Regions from separate parts of the Homo sapiens genome. Here region 2 is linked to region 1. A link is a loop called in an ENCODE intact Hi-C map of the cell type or tissue named here. Cell type or tissue: PC-3. All regions are shown on one strand. Links, peaks and the distances in the headings refer to the core of each region. The heading gives the core; the rest is flanking DNA.

Evidence for each region. Hi-C counts contacts between places; a loop is a spot of excess contacts. Peaks named below come from ENCODE experiments on the same cell type or tissue, not always from the same donor. Only the 100,000 strongest peaks of a DNase experiment are listed, where the experiment ranks them.
Region 2: a loop joins it to region 1, with 5 times the contacts of the local background. A loop is called at or near these places in 4 of 110 quality-filtered maps.

Annotation. Positions count from the first base shown.
Region 1 is chr12:64,807,826-64,813,410 of GRCh38, reverse strand. It overlaps a transcript of TBC1D30 not described here. Among named protein-coding and RNA genes, the nearest start is that of TBC1D30, 14 kb to the left of the region's middle. In PC-3, for the core only: no CTCF peak of the experiment used is centred there; a DNase peak (open chromatin) is centred at 2,390; H3K27ac peaks cover 1,598 bases.
Region 2 is chr12:64,874,153-64,879,737 of GRCh38, reverse strand. TBC1D30 (TBC1 domain family member 30) reads right to left here. Exons shown (of 12, transcript NM_015279.2): 12 at 1-4,737. The coding sequence ends at 3,950. Among named protein-coding and RNA genes, the nearest start is that of LINC02389, 6.8 kb to the left of the region's middle. In PC-3, for the core only: no CTCF peak of the experiment used is centred there; no DNase peak of the experiment used is centred there.

The DNA.
Region 1 (5,585 bases), core at 363-5,362:
GTTGTTGTTGTTGTTGTTGTTGTTATGGACTCTTGCTCTGTCGCCCAGGCTGGAGTGCAGTGGCGCAATCTCGGCTCACTGCAACCTCCACCTCCCAGGTTCAAGCAGTTCTCCTGCCTCACCCTCCCGAGTAGCTGGGACTACAGGCGTGCACCACCACATCCGGCTAATTTTTGTATTTTTAGTAGAGACGGGGTTTCACCATGTTGGCCAGGCTAGTCTCAAACTCCTGGGCTCAAGTGAGCTGCCCATCTCGGCCTTCCAAAGTGCTGGGATTACAGGCTTGAACCACCATGTCCAACCCTACAATATTTTTAAGGACATTTAAACCTACCTTACAACATTTGTCATAGATTACCAACAATGCCGCCAGGTCACCCAAGCTTCTTTGCTCTTTATTTTCGTTACCACCCAATTTGACCTAGAAATTTAATGCAAGATCACTCCAGGAAGCCCATAAAAAGAACGTTTGTTTAAATTGACAAATTGCTCCAATTTTTCAGCATCTTGATTTTTTTTAACATGTTACTTGAGAAGAATGAGCTACGATGCAGACAAGCCAACCCTTTTCTGCTCTTCATAAATTAATAAAGCCCCAGCATTAATTACTCCGTAGCCACTGGTTTTGCAAGATCACTGCAAGCAAAAAAAAAAAAATCAATCTTTCACAGCAAAGTTTAAGTGAGTAATTTTCTTCTCAATTGTTCTATTTCTCCAACATCATAACTTTTTAAATAATGCATGCAATTTTCTAAAATTTGGTTCAACCATTTTTTTTAAAGTTTACCAAGTGCAGTCCATCATTTATGAAAAAGGTCTGGTCTTGAATACATTTTCATTATTTGCAATATAAATAGGTTTTACAATGTATTCTACATTCCTACACGTATTAACACCAATTCTTCCAGTTGTGGCTTACAAATATATCGTGGGAAGAGAAATAGTTTGTCCAAAAACAATTATTTTTATAAGTTTGTTGATTTGCCAGGACTATATTTGCTAACAGAGATGCGCAAATATAGGAGGAGGATTAACAATAATAACAACTACTGCCATATACCAATTGTTTACTGTGGATCAGACACTGGGCAGGATGCTTTAATTATTTTATCTTGTTTAGCCCAACAAAGTATATATTATTACCCAAGAAACAAGAAGTAAAAGGGGAGTGTATGCATATATCAATAGGGTAATTTTTTCCTAGGCATAGGAAAAAAACAACTAAAGGAAAATATAGTCATATAAATATAAGTAGATAATTCTAGGTAGTTAGAATATTGGAAATTATTATATTTTTCCTTGCACTTTTCTAATTATTTTATTCTGGAAGGAAAGAAAAAAGAATGAACAAATGAATGAACAAACTGACCAGAAGGTTAAATAACTTTTCCAAGGTCATGCAATTACTAAGTGGTGAAGTTGAGATTTGAACCCAGGTCTGTCTCACTTGAAAGCCATACTCTATCTACTAAGTCAATAAAATATAATCAGGTATTTTGTATCTTAGCAGGATCAAAACATTTTGGAAGTTCTGAAAGTAGACTTGTTCACAGCCCCCATTTAAGTTACCAACTGAACAAAATGTCCATCATTTCCAAAAACTCTTCTTCCATTATTTAACTACTAGTACAAACAAGGTACTGGTAGAAATATCAAAGAAGCAGCAATAACAAGGTCAGCCTAGCACTGCCAGTTAACAAAAAAATCTCATGATAACAGAACAAGTGAAGTTCTCAGGTAAGGGCTACAAATACTGGCTCTATCTTATACGATGCCATGGCTGGACATACAGGAGTCAATTAGGGTACACAGTGGGATGGGGCTTGGTGAGCACCTCACAGAGCACTCCTTTCTGCATCAACCCACCCTGTAACTCATCCGGGAGAAATCTGAGCCCCTGTAGTTTCCTTAGAAACTGCAGACATGATTTGTCCTGAAAATTAATTTGCCAAATGTGAGAAAGGAACAGGAAGCTGATTAGTTAGCTGAAAAAGCAACAAACTGAAGACCCTCTCCATAGAGAGAAAATGTTCAATGATGCAGACTCAGTATAATCAGCCTTGAATAATTTTTGTGCCATTGTTGTGTTCCCTCCCATGCAGGGAGCAGCTGTCATAATCACTATCTGTGTTAAGATAACTTTTGAGATGATTCGAACAAAATTGTCCAAAGACTTTTTTAAAATGCTTTAAAAATCTTGCACTATATTACACTTACTCATTAAATCTCATAAAAATCTCATTAACTACTTACTGATGTTGACATTTTGATAGAGTGAGTCAACATTTCAGATGTTCCCTTGCCATATGTCTAAGACTTGCATTACAAAATTTGGTATACAACTTGATTCCAAATGAACTTTGTTCAAAGAGAAATGTTTAGAATGCCTCCTCTATCCTGCCTGATGCCATCCAGGTGAGTCAGAATGGCACAGAGTGAAGCTAGTAGGCAGCAAATTTATCTACGGCTGACTCCTCCATGAGGGAAAAATTGGATTAGGCCAGTGATGTGAGTTTACCTTCTAGGCTCTGGGGCTTCTGGCTTCCTAACAGTAAGGATGGTTGAGCAACAGAACAGATTAGTAGAGCCTAGAGGAAAAGATTATCAGGAGGAATTCCCAGGAGAAGAAAGTCAAAGGTCATTTAAGAACAATATTGTCTAGGATTTGATTCAGTAGTTAGCCATTGCCTGTTTTCTTTCATGCTACAGCTTCTCTCCATGTTACACTAAAGCCTTCTGTAAACTGTGTTACATAGCATTAGGTCAGTAGTACTTCGGGGTTTTTTTTTTGGTTTTGTTTTGTTTTTTGAGACGGAGTCTCGCTCTGTTGCCCAGGCTGGAGTGCAGTGGCACCATCTTGGCTCACTGCAGCCTCCCGGTCCCAGGTTCACGTGATTCTCCCACCCCAACCTCCTGAGTAGCTGGGATTACAGGCGCCCATTACCACGCCCAGCTAATTTTTGTATTTTTAGTAGAGACGGGGTTTTGCCATGTTGGCCAGGCTGGCCTCAAACTCCTGACTTTAGGTGATCCTCCGAAAGTGCTAGGATTACAGTGTGAGTCACCAGACGATGATGGGGGAGGAATAGAGTAGAGCAAAGAAATGAGGCAAAAAGATGGTGCTGTAAGAACAGAGAAAACATGGAGAAGGAGAATGGCCCAACACAGACCACGTATGAAGCAAATCCCTCCCCCACCAATATGGGCTGTTGGAAGTGGGAGCTATATTTTGCTATTGGTTGTCTCAAATACCAAAGGTCACTTTTCATTTCTCCGAGGCCTTGAGATCATTTCTCCGAGGCCTTGAGATCACAGGAGATGGAGCAGGGTGGAGGGAGAGCCATATGGACGAGGGGTTAAGAAAGGAGGGCTTCATCAACGGAGCATGGGAGGGTTGCTGTCAGCTGCAAAGGTGGAGATAAAGCCACTTTTGATGGAGAGGAAGAGGAGGAAATAGCGAAGAAGAAAAGGGGAAGGGAACACATTCTACCAAGGATCCCAAACTCTATGAGGTAGAGAATTAAATTATAAATTATTTTTCTGGGTGGTATTAATAATAAACCATCTGGGGGAAGGATGCTTTAGCTTTTGATCCATGATTAATTAGACTGGATCTGTAGCATTATTGATCCAAAGCCACAAACAAGAAGCAGAGCACGAATCACAGATGCAGAGGGAAGCTGGAGAAAGTTTTAAGAAAAACAAATCAAGATGAAAGCCAGAATGACTGGAACAGGCCAGAAGGCGGATAGTTCGAGAAAAATGTTTCAGAATGCAAGCTATAAAGAATTCAGGTTATTAACTACAGGGTGTTAATAAAAAGAAGTCATTATTTGAAAAGGACACTTGCACATGCATGTTTATAGCAGCACAATTTGCAATTGCGAAAATATGGAACCAACCTAAATGCCCATCAACCAACAAGTAGATAAACAAAAGTAACATTCTACCATGGAATATTACTCAGCCATAAAAGGAATGAAATAATGGCATTTGCAGCAACCTGGATGGAGCTGGAGACCATTATTCTAAGTGAAGTAACTCAGTAATGGACAACCAAATATCATATGTTCTCCCTTATAAGTGGGAGCTAAGCTATGAGGACACAAAGGCAAAAGAATGATATAATGGACTTTGGGGACTTGGGGGGAAGAATGGGAGGGGGGCAAAGGATAAAAGACTACACATTGGGTACAGTGTACACTGTTTCAGTGACCGGTACATCAAAATCTCAAAAATCACCACTAAAGAACTTATCCATGTAACCAAAACCACCTGTTCCCCAAAAACTATTTAAATAAAATTCACAAAAAGAATTCCAGTTATTAGAAGTATAGTTTTGTGTGGTATTGAATGGATAGCACAAAGACAGACTTGCCATGTTTTAAAACACAGAGCTATACCATGTTCATAGCAGCCAAACAGGTGGATGCAACCCAAGTGCCCAAAGATGGATGAATGGATGGATGAATGGAAGAACAAAATGTGGTAATACATACAATGGGATATTATTCAGCCTTAAATATCCATGTTGTAGCATGGATATATTACTATATTATATAATCCATGCTACAGCATGGATGAACCTTGATGACATTATATTAAGTGAAACAAACCCATCACAAGAGGACAAATACTGAATGGGGGTTGCCAGGGGCTGGGGAGGGAGGGAATGGGGAATTACTGTTTAATAGGCACAGAGTTTCAATTTTGCAAGATGAAAAGAGTTCTGGTGGTGATGAATGCACAGCGTGACTGTACCTAATGTCACTGAATTGTACACTTAAAATGGTTAAGATAGTAAAATTTCTGTTATATATATTTTACCACAATAAAAATAAGAGATACCCTTAGAAAAGCCAGAGAGATACAAATCAGTTGGCAATTTTCAGTATGTCTCTCTTATGGCAGTATCTTCCAAGGTATAGTTCATCTTATGGCAAACATTTTTGAGCACCTCCCCTGTGCAAGCAATGTGCTAGACACAGAGCATTGAGACAGGCACGGCACAGTCCAGTGGGAGATGCAAACCAGGAAATAGAGTATTGCAATGCCACGTGGCCAGGACGACCCTGGAAGTAGTAAGCACCTAAATCAGACTATGTGGTCAAAAGAACTTTCAAAAGGGATGGTGCTTCAGCTGAATCCTAAAAATAGAAGTACTACATAAACGTGGTGCAGAAAAGAGTACCAGGCGGAGGAAATAGCATGTGGCAAGAGAGAATGTGATAAATTGTAAGTACTGCATGTAACTCATTCTGCTTGGAGCACAGAGTGGGAAGGAGCCATCTGAAGGAGAGAGGAAGGTGGAGAGTCAAACAGCAGCCAAGTTCAAACAATGAAATTTATTTTTCTGGCTGGGCATAGTGGCTCATGCTGTTAAATCATAGCACTTTCCAGGACTGAGGTGAGGGGATCACTTGAGGCCAGCAGTTTAAGACTAGCCTGGAAGACATAGGAAGACCCCAGCTCTACAAAAAAAAAAAAAAAAACTTAAATTAGGCAGGGTGGCATGGGCCTGTAGTCCCAGCTACTCAGGAGGCTGAGGCAGGAAGATGCCTTCCTTGAGCCCAGGAGTTCAAGGT
Region 2 (5,585 bases), core at 431-5,430, 66 kb before region 1:
GAATTTTCTTAACCTAATAATAGGCACCTACCAGAAACCTCAACATCTTACTTAATGCTTCTTTTAAAAGTCAGGAATGAGGTATGGGTGTTATGAGTGTTCATTATCACTGCTTCTAAAACACTTCTGTTGGCACTTCCACACTAGAAGTCATAGAAAGGAAAAAAAAGGAAAGAGACTGCTGCCTCTTCCAGGATGTAGAGAAGCAGGCATTCTCATTCACTACTTGTATAACTCCAACCTTTAAGAATGGCAATTTGGAGATATATGTATCTTAAAAATGGACATATTTCCTGACCCTTCAACTCCACTTCTATACGCATATCCTAAGAAAATAATTCGGGCTATGTACATACATGTAACAGGATACTGTCTCTACTACTATCTAATCAGAAACCTCCTATTTGACAAGGTACTGGTTATGTGAATTCTGGCATGAACACATTAGGGAATATTAGTCACTAAAAATCATATTGTATAAGAGCATTTACCAGAAAGACAGCTTAAACTACCATGTTCAACATAACTTTTTTGTAGATAATGGCGTGTACACACATACACAAACGTACTGGAAAGATCTATATCTATATCAGAGTATTGATGATTCTTTATGCTCTTTTTGTTTTCCCAATTTTCTAAAACCTGTGACTTTTCTAATTAGGAAAAATAATATATTTTAAATGCTGCAGACAGCAAAGAAAGTGGCTCAGAAACGATGTAAAGAGAGTTTTTATATGGGGAGATGGCAGCAACTATACATCTATTCATACAGAATCCTTAATGCCATGCAGCTAAACTATATTTATTGTTCATTTTATTAAGACAAAAATAAATAGTAGATCTAAAGGTTAATTTTAGGTAAACTCTCTAGGTAAACTCTGTGCTTACTCATATTCAGGAACCAGCGAGTCTGCAAATGCTGGGCAGGTCACAGGCCACCCTGCAACCCAGCGATTAGACTGGGGGAGATAGAGCTTATTGGGCTGTTTCCCTGGTTCATGTGACCAAGGGGGGTCTGGGGTTGGGGGTGAAGGAAGAAGGAAGAAGGGAGAAGGGACTGTCACAACAGTGTTCCATGCTTGCACTCAGAAAATGGCAGAACAGTTACAACAATGAGAATCTTTATGCATATAGCTTTGTGATCAATACAATCCTTCAGAACAACAAGAGACAAACAAAGGAATACAATGTCCCAAACAGCTGCAGTCCACAGGCTGACATTGCTAACTAGATTTAGATCATCTGGAGGCTTTTGTAAGAGGAACTGAGGTGCAGAGGCATCAGAATGAGTTGATTCCCGGCAAAAGGGCTAAGAGGCTACAGACATATCTAAAAATCAAGAAACCACTACTTGTTAAGTACTTCTGGTGTTTGCATACAGTGTCCAATACATAGGGAAGATAGCAAGTCCATACTGGTCTTTGTACATGCTGTGTGGTAGAGGCTACTGCAGGTTTCTTTATTTTCTAAAGTAGGCAAGGCTCATAAATTGACCAATTCACATTGTGATTACTTGGTACAATGCATGCATGTTATTGGTACACAGAGTGCTTTAATAGGAATCTGTTGGATTTTCAAAATTCTGACAAGGCCATTTTTACCTCAGAGGACTATTATCCTTTCACTTATTCATTCATTCAACAGATACGTATCCCAAACTGTGTGTTACCTCATCCATCCCCTTCTCAGGAAGACCAACCCTGGAAATAGGTGAGAGGAGAGTGTTCACAGGGCACAGCATGTGTTGTTGATACTAAGTTTGTGGACAGCAATGGTACAATCCCAAGGACTTGTATAAGTGGCCTCTACCTCATTAACCATTTCCTTGAACCCAGACCATCAGGGAGCTAGTGAGCTGATTCAAGAGAGGAAAGAACAATTCTCCATTCAAGTCAGACATCCCTCAAGGGGAACATGACTATTCTGACTCATTTGAGAAGGGGCAAAGAAAAGGATATGAGGTGGAAACACTATTATCTGTAAAGTTTAGCTGATGGAAGAAAATGGTGTCATTTGCTTAACTTTGGAAAATGCAGTGGGTCTCTGGGCCCTGAGGGTGGTATGCAAAATAAGCCCATCTCTCCACCTACAGCCTTCCCAAAAAACAGGCTGTAGGCGTGGCTGCTTTTTAAGAAGCTGGATGCTAACTTCAGATGGCACAGAATTCAAGACCAAAACTGCAATAACTTATTAGTCATATTTTCCATCTTCAGTTCCTTTGGGGGTAAAAATACCACGAAGAAGATAAAATGGCTTTTCTCACGGTATAGGTCATTGTTGTGTTTTCTGTTCAAAAAAAGCCCACACAACCACATTCTCTATTATAAAAAGTAGTACCTCTCATAGTAAAAGCCTGCTCTACAGTTACAGTTTTCGTTTCAGAATTAACAATCCATTAGCTCAAATTAATATTGGCTGCATCAACAATATTCCTGCAAGTATCGCCAATCGTCTTCCAGAGACAAACATGAAGGCTGAGTCTATTCCTCTAATGATGGCGAGGAGAAGGGGATTGAGGAGTGAGCCTTCTGTTCAGCCAAATAACAGGTGCATGAAGCATTTTTAAAATAAACTCCCTGTTCAGGATAAGGAAGTCAGAGCTGGTTTTGTAAAATGCCATCAAGGGACTCTGTACCATCTGGAGACAGGTCCTTTGAGTCAGGAGGGATTTTAGTGAATGGCTTCCCAGTCTTGGTTTTTACACGCTATGTAGCCAATACATCTGTGTACAAAGAGCATTAAACCCACCTATTGCACTGAAGGAAATGTGGCTAAGTCACTTGGAATACCGAGAGTACTGACCTTGAGTAACTGAAGTGCTACTTCACCTCTGTGTGGCTCAGAGTTCCCATCTGCATAGTGGAGACAAGAGGTGCTATCCCTGACCCGCTGGGTGAGAGAGAGCTAGAAAGGGCAGGAGTGAGAGGGAGCTAGAAAGCACTGGGGCCTTCTCCAGAGAAAGGCAGTGTTCAATTAACAAAGTACTCAACAAAGGACTCCAATCAAAAAGCACAAAATTCAAGTAACAGAGTCACAGGTGCTGTGTTCTGGCTTCTGAGCAGAGGCCTTGTGCGTCTGCAGTCTAGAGCTGGTGGGTGAGTGAGCTGTGTGGTGGGGGATGCAGGCCAGGCTCCGCATGGAGCCCATCAAGTCATCCGTACCACTGAGGATCAAAGCTCTCCTTGAGAGGCGAACACAAACCTCAGGAAAAGCTCAGTGGCGCGAGCAAGCTGTCCGGAGCAACTGCGTAAAGCATATGCCAAGTGTGTCCTGTGCATAAGATCTTCAGCTGGGTTATCGATTGAAATTTCAACAGATGAAAGGTTTTCTTCATTTTGCAGGTAGAAATAGACAGTTAAAGAAAGGCTATCTAGATTTTTCTCCTATGATTTAGCATAAGAATAAAAAAAAAATTTGAAACTGGTACTGTGGGAAATCTCACACGACACAATCCCCTCCGTAAAGCATGAAAAGGAAAATCAGGAAGTTTTTTGTAACGAAGAAACTTACTTTCTTTTTACAGTTTCTGTCCTAGCAAGCTGGTATGTGCATGCTTGAGTATTAGTAACACCCAGAGAACTGGAAGGTTTGGGGGTGCTGTCACAGGGACTCTGAAGGCCCCCAGAACAGAAGGATGGACGAGAGTTAACAATCTAGATATAGTCTTTTTTAAACAGCTCACAATGAAAAATTGGGAAAACTTCACACTATAAAACCACAATATTTATTTTGCCACAAGAATCCACTTCGTCAGTTAGCAAGTAGCTGGGAAAACAGCCCTGTTCTAACTCCTATTATAAAACTTCCAGTTCCCATTTTTTATGGGCTGTTGCTCATCCCTGAACCTATTCATTTTCACTGGACAAATAAAACTCTTTTAGAGCCATTCAGCTGCAACCCTTATACTACTGTGAAAAGGTGAGTCCAGATACAAAGTTTCGGGGAGACATCATCGTTTTTTAGTGCCACTGTTTCCACCGCCGGGTTTGCTGAAGCTCCTACTCATTTGAGGAAAGTGCACAGTTGGGGTTCTTTCTGTAGGGCCATATAATCCCAAGTTCCTGGCAGTAGCAGATTTCCGCAGGGGCTTGACGCTGGGAAAAGGGCTAAAGATGGGGGTTTTTGAGTTGCTGCCTTGGGGAGCTTTGCTGGTGGCTTTGTTTTCTTCGGGTGCACTCGGCGGCTCTGGGCAGTGCCGCTGGCAGGGTGGGTGCACCCTGAGCTCAGTTTCAGCTGCAGCATCCCTCTGGTTCAGTTCCAGGGCTCCCAACTTCGCCTGAACTGCAGACACATCCACATCAGCATCTCCGAACACCGGCTCCGGAGACTGCCCCTCGATCGTCCTCCTGGTACTGCCTTCAGGGCTGCTGCCTTCTCTCCCAGCTGTCGCTGTACAACCAGAGGGGAATGCCTCTGCTGCCCCCAGCCCATTGGTCTTGCTGGCCTCGTTCTGCTCATCTATCAGCCCTACGGTGTCCCCACAGCCCGGATGACTCTTGGTCCTTGGCATGTTCTTTTTGTGGACTCGGATGTGAGTTCGCCACGGGGAGTTGAGCTTCGTCTTAAGGTCTTCGTAGGGGACAGGAGATATTTTCCCTCCTGTGTGACCAGGGATGTGGATGACAGCATTCTTGGCAGCTCTGTTAGTCATTTTCATCTTCTTTCCTAAAAGAAGGTGGTTTATAACTGGAGAACTGTTTACCTGAGACGGGAGAATGCTGGTCACTGGCCCTTTGTCTGAAAGAAATGTTGAAAGGTAGTATGAAGTGTACCACAAAGAAACACATCCATCTTGGAACAGAAATCACTTAGAGGTCCTCCCAGCCCCGTCTACCACATCCCTTCCCATGTGTTCCCCAGGGAGGGGCAGAGTCATGTGACTGAAGACAGCAGAAACTGAATTCAACCGAAGAGCCTGGAATACCAATGCGCTCTTCTTTAAAGAGGAAGGGACCACAGGGTGATGATACAAAAAGGAACATCTGACCCCTCATTCCTAATCAGAGCCTGGACTCCCTAATTTTTTTTTTTACAGAGAGCTCTTGGCTCTGAGTAGCAACCTCTGAGTTACTGTACTTAGAAAAATCTTTGCAGATTTAAAAAAAATAATACAACAAACACTATGACCATATGGATTATCATCTGTCAGCCTCTGAGAGGTAGGAAAAGAACACACTGCATATTATGAAGTGAGATCCAGCAGAATGACAGAAGTGATAAAAAGGTAGTGAGAATGCAGTGAAATCACAGCTATCCAGCATCTAGCCCTACAGGTGAAAAACCACTCCTGTGTCCTCAATGGACTTCGAAAGCCAATTGAAAACTGAAAAGCACCAAAAGCTTTGTCCTCAGCTAGGTGCCGTGGTTCATGCCTGTAATTCCAGCATTTTGGGAGGCCAAGGCAGGAGGATCACTTGAGGCCAGGAGTTCGAGACCAGCCTGGCCAACATGGTGAAACCCTGTCTCTACTAAAAATACAAAAATTAGCCAGGTGTGATGGTGCATGCCTGTAGTCCCAGCTACTTGGGAGGCTGAGGCAGGAGATTGCTTGAACCCGGAAGGTGAAGGTTGCAGTGAGCTGACAT